Regions from separate parts of the Homo sapiens genome. Here region 1 is linked to region 2. The links are chromatin loops, found by intact Hi-C in ENCODE. Cell type or tissue: chondrocyte. All regions are shown on one strand.

Evidence for each region. Hi-C counts contacts between places; a loop is a spot of excess contacts. Peaks named below come from ENCODE experiments on the same cell type or tissue, not always from the same donor. Only the 100,000 strongest peaks of a DNase experiment are listed, where the experiment ranks them.
Region 1: it touches region 2 in a loop (3-fold over the local background); 4 of 110 quality-filtered maps call a loop at or near these places.

The regions. Positions count from the first base shown.
Region 1 is chr11:69,012,363-69,014,862 of GRCh38, forward strand. It overlaps MRGPRF (MAS related GPR family member F), which reads right to left and starts at 884. Exons shown (of 3, transcript NM_145015.5): 1 at 721-884. MRGPRF-AS1 (MRGPRF antisense RNA 1) reads left to right here. Exons shown (of 6, transcript NR_120541.1): 1 at 1-186; 2 at 1,429-1,542; 3 at 1,769-1,954; 4 at 2,079-2,229. In chondrocyte, CTCF peaks have their summits at 1,176 (motif pointing right) and 1,375; DNase peaks (open chromatin) are centred at 793 and 1,068.
Region 2 is chr11:69,642,235-69,644,734 of GRCh38, forward strand. CCND1 (cyclin D1) reads left to right here. Exons shown (of 5, transcript NM_053056.3): 2 at 797-1,012; 3 at 1,598-1,757. Among named protein-coding and RNA genes, the nearest start is that of CCND1, 2.3 kb to the left of the region's middle. RefSeq lists silencers at 518-657, 748-807, 938-1,197 and an enhancer at 1,414-2,158. In chondrocyte, CTCF peaks have their summits at 1,279 (motif pointing left), 1,511 and 2,299; no DNase peak of the experiment used is centred here.

The DNA of each region.
Region 1 (2,500 bases), 630 kb before region 2:
TCAGAGGGGCCTGTCTCGCTCCCCCAGACACAGAGCCTCTGTTTTCCTCACTCCGGGTCTGGAGTCCCCTGCTTAACAGCTTGGATTGAAGAGGCTTGTCTGGGGGGACTGAGACCTTGCAGATCATTCCAGGAGCCGCCTCCATCCAAGGCCAACAGCTTCATCAGGCCGCAGGCCTGGGAGAAGGTGGGACTGCAGTTGCCCAACATCCTGTGGCTGCCCACACGGACACCCCATGTGCACCCCAGGGCTGAGAGCAGGGGGAGCCATCTCCCTGTGTGTGGGACACTGCCTGCTGGGTGTTCCGTTCCAGCCCCTCTAGAATGCATGCTTGAATGGCCAGTGAGGCTGGGGGAGGGACCGAGAGGGAGCCCTCACCCCCAGCAGCACAGAGCAGGAGCTGGACGGTGGGGCTGGGGGTGAGGCCAGCTGAGAGGGGTCAGGTCCTGCCACGGGAGGGGGACTTTTAAAGTTCCTCCATGGCCCTGGAACCCTGGAGCCTCAGGAGTGGCAGGGGAGCTTCTCCGGTGAGTGACAGCCTCTCTGGGGTCTCAGGGCTCCCTGCCTGGGGCCTTAGGATTTCTGGGAGCTGCCTGCCCCGACAGCGTCCACCTCTCTGCCCCTACAGTGCCCGCGTCATTTTCCTTCCCTGCCTGGCCCTCACCCTGCAGCCCCGGTTGTTGGAACACCCTCCCCTGGACCCTGGGCCCCTGGAGCTACCTGCAGCTGTCCTGATCCGCCGAGGCCTCCTTTTGTGGAGGGCTCTTCCTGTGACTCCCGCCTCCGGCCGGCGGACCCGCCGGGGCAGCAGGCCAGCGCCGAGCGCGGCCCGGAGCCTTGGAAAATAGGAGCTCAGAGTAGAGCCCTCTCCTGCTGGAAGAGATGGCTTTGGAAGCAGAACCCGCCCCAAACCCAATTCCTGGCCCGGCAGGAGGGGGAGGGGGAGGGGAGTAGGAGGAGGGGCTGAGCAGGGCTGAGCGGGGATGAGGCTTCAGGAAGGAATGCCCCGCTCAGGAGCCCCCCCCAGAGCCCCACCGGGAACTCATCTCTCCGCCTGGTGACGTCACGTTGGCCCGAGCACTGCAGCCCGAGTCCAGCTGTTCATCTCCCTCACATTCTGCTGCTCGGCAGGGCTGCCCAGGAGAGGGAGCACCGGCTGTACACTTGCCTGGCGTCTTTGGTCTGCCCCCAGTGGGCATTTCGGGGCAGGCTGGCCCAGGAGGGGCTAGTCCCCACCCCGTTGTTTTAATTTACTCAGGGGCTGATACAGAGCAGTGGGGGGCAGCAGGGCGAGGGCTCCATGGAGGGGCAGTGCAGAACTGGCAGAGGTGGTCAGCACCGCCCAAGCGGCACCCCTCCCCCTTCCCACCCCGGACTCGGCCTGGGCCCCCTGGGGGCTTATGGAACCAGGAATTCCCTTTTCCCCAGCCCTAATAGCAATCAGATGGCGCAAGTGGAAAATCACGGCGCTCGGCAAGCAAGCTGGAAATTGGCGGGCTGTGGTGCCTGGTGCCTGCGCTGCTCAGCGGGAGGATGAGTCAGGTCCCCCTTCCCCATTGAGCCCCTGGAGGCGGGCGGTGGGGGGGGGTCCTGGAACGCGTTCATGCCTGGGGCACTGAGCATTGGTAGGGGTGGGGGTGCAGAGTCGGGGGTGCGGGAGCCAGCAGGGTGGCCAGGAGGAGGGGGTGATGAGAAGGCTCCCCTCCTACCCTGGGCCAACTTTCTCAGGGTCCAGGAAGCCCGAGGGAATTCTGAACTTTCCCTGCAGGAGTGTAGTGCCCAGACTGGGAGAGATGTGCCTCTGTGGGCATCTTGAAGGGAAATGAGAAGCGGAGCTGCCCCTGCACCTGCGCTGGGAGCTGCCTGCCTCCTGCTTGTCCTGGCCATGTGCGAACCTCAGCGTGGAAGAGGGACTCTCGCACTGCTCCCTGCGCGGCTCAGCTGGCCTCCTGGGGTCCGTTTTTCAGGGATGGGGTGAGGAGGGACTCTGGGATCCTGGAGGCTCACGGGCCATGCCTGAGGCTGAGAGAGAGGCTGGAGGCAGCAGGCAGGGTGGTGACCCGTCCCCTCCTCTCCAGGGCAGCCAGCTGGGGCCCAGCTGGAACGCTTGTTTACATGGGGAGGCCGGGGGAGGCTGAATCCCGGCGAGTTCCAAGTGTAATTGCGTTTGGACACTTAAAAGGAATTGTGTGAAGTGGGCAGAGGCTCTGAAGTCCACCGCCTTATTTGGTATGGAAATCTGTTTCTCTCAAAATAAGCGAGAGGCGCTTGTAAACGGGAAGGTCGTCCTGGCCTGAGTTTGTGGAGTCCCCTTCCCGTGGGCTTGGTGTGTCCGGCTGCTCTGTTGCAGTACCGCAGACCAGGGGCTTATCGGAGCAGGCGTTTGTTTCCCATGGCTCCGGGGGCTGGAAGGCCAAGATCAAGGCCTCCACAGATTCAGCGTCTGGTGAGGACCCAGCCTCTCACTGAGTCCCCATGTGGTGACCCCTTTCAGGCAGGC
Region 2 (2,500 bases):
CCCCAAGACGCCAGGGCTTGATCCCCGTCTGCAGGGATATCGGCTTGGAGGACCTTCTCCGAGCGAGCCGGGGGCCTGGGAGCACATTTTCAGACCTTCGGTGGGCGCCTGAGGGGCCCGCAAGTATTTTAAAATAATTTTTGAAAGTGCGGCGTGGTGCCCTTGCGAGAGGGAAACGCCGCCCGCGCCCAGGGGGAAGGGGGGGCCCCGGAGTTTGAATTCCTGGGGCTCCCCCCGGAGCCTGTAACGAACTCCCAACCCCCGGCCTGGGTAAAGGGTCGCCCGAGGGTCATTTTCAGGGTTTTTTTATGCACTTAGTTATTTTTTTAATATTTTTAAATATTTTTTGAAAAGATGACGTCTGGGGAAATGCGGCGCGGCGGCCTGGGACGCCACCTTTGTGTCTCGCAGGCGCGGCGCCCAACCCCGCGGCCCGTTCCGCGGCCCCGCACCCCAGTTGGTGTCGACCCCCAGTCAGAGGGACCACGGAGCTCCAGGGCGGGCCAGGGTCCCGGGGGCCGGCAGCCCGCGCCGCCGCGCACGCCGCCCAGCTGTGCCCGCTCCCGCCCCCACCGTGCCAGCCTCGCGGGGACTTTCCCTTTCAGTTTCGGGGAGGGTGGGTACTGGGGACGCGCGGGGGAGGGGGCGCATCACGGGAAGCTCCTGCCGCCCCCAGCCCCGACCCCTCGGCGCCCTCCAGACCTGGCGGCCCTGCCAAGCGCGATGGGGGGTGCGGGGGCGTGCGGGGGGGCGGCGCGACCTGGCGGCGGCGGTCACGGGCCCCGTGCCTCCGTAGGTCTGCGAGGAACAGAAGTGCGAGGAGGAGGTCTTCCCGCTGGCCATGAACTACCTGGACCGCTTCCTGTCGCTGGAGCCCGTGAAAAAGAGCCGCCTGCAGCTGCTGGGGGCCACTTGCATGTTCGTGGCCTCTAAGATGAAGGAGACCATCCCCCTGACGGCCGAGAAGCTGTGCATCTACACCGACAACTCCATCCGGCCCGAGGAGCTGCTGGTAACCACTGGACCCCGCCGCCCCCCGCCCCCCGCGAGCCGCACGCAGGACCACGGGGCCGGGGAAGGTGCAGGCGGTGGCGGCCGGCCCGCCTCTGACATATCTGCTCCTCCGAGGGAGGGCGGCCCCGCCGCCGGGCGTCCCTGTCCGGGGAGCGGGCGGGATCCTAGCCGCCCTCGTCCCGCCGCCCTGTGTGCGCTTGCCTGCGACTCCCACCGCGTTCGCGCCCCGCGGTGTGGCCGAAAAGTGGGCGGCGCGCGCCCTCCAGCGGCTGCACGAGGAGCGCCGCGCTCGGCGCTGAGCCTCCAGTTCCAGGTGGTGGGAGGTCTTTTTGTTTCCACTTGCAGAGTCTTTTCACGCGGCGGGCGCCTTTTCTGTTTTGATCTGGGATTGCGTGTTGCCCCAGCTCCCTTGAGTCCCCAGCATTCGCCAGCCCTCCCCTCCAACATCCAGGACCGCACGAGACGCAGGGGCCAGTGCTCTGAGCCGGAGGTGCGGCGTGGCCCGGCCCCCGTGCTGCCGGCTTCCCCGCGCCCCCGGGCTGGCCCGCACCTCCCCTGATGGCCGCTCACCCTGTGTTCGCAGCAAATGGAGCTGCTCCTGGTGAACAAGCTCAAGTGGAACCTGGCCGCAATGACCCCGCACGATTTCATTGAACACTTCCTCTCCAAAATGCCAGAGGCGGAGGAGAACAAACAGATCATCCGCAAACACGCGCAGACCTTCGTTGCCCTCTGTGCCACAGGTAGGGCAGGCCCGGCAGCCCCCGGCCTCCCCTTGAGAGCCGGCTCCTTAGGTGACCCTGGCCGGCTTCTTGCTCTCCACCTGGGTGCTGTCTGGGAAGATGTCCCCAGACCCCCTCCTGCGCTGGAGAGCGCTCTTCCAGCTCTGGTGAGCAGAGGCCCTGGATTGTTTGTCGCGCTGGATGGAGGGAGATTTGCTCCCTCACGGCCACCATGCAGTACCTTGGGCATTGGTGTGGACGGCTCAGCCTGCCTGTGTCCCGTTACTCTGGCCTCGTCCTTCAGGCCAGGCAGCCTGTGGCCACTCCATGCTGAAAGGGGTTTACCTTGGCCACAGGGCCGCCTCCTTTCTCCACCCACCTCCAGCCCTTCTTGTGTCCTTAAGGAGCCTGAGCTGCAGAGGCCCCCTCCTGGCCTCTCCCAGGCTGGGCCACCTGCCAGAGGCGCCTCCAGGGGCGGGGAGAGCTGTCGGCCTGCCTGCACCACGTGCTCTGGGCAGCCGAGTGCAGGGGTGTCCAGCAGAGGAGCTCGGCTGCCTGAGGCCCTGCCAGGGGTGCCGGCAGCCAGCCGGGCTCAGCTGAGCCCTGAGGGGGCGCTTCAGAGCACTCTCAGCTTGGGCCGCCACCGTGGGCAGCAGAAGCACCCAGTCCTCACTTCCCCTGGCATGGCCCCAGAGGCCCCTCCCTGACATGGCCTTGGCCCCAGAACCCAGTGGGGACAGACTCGCACATACACAGGGTGCCGC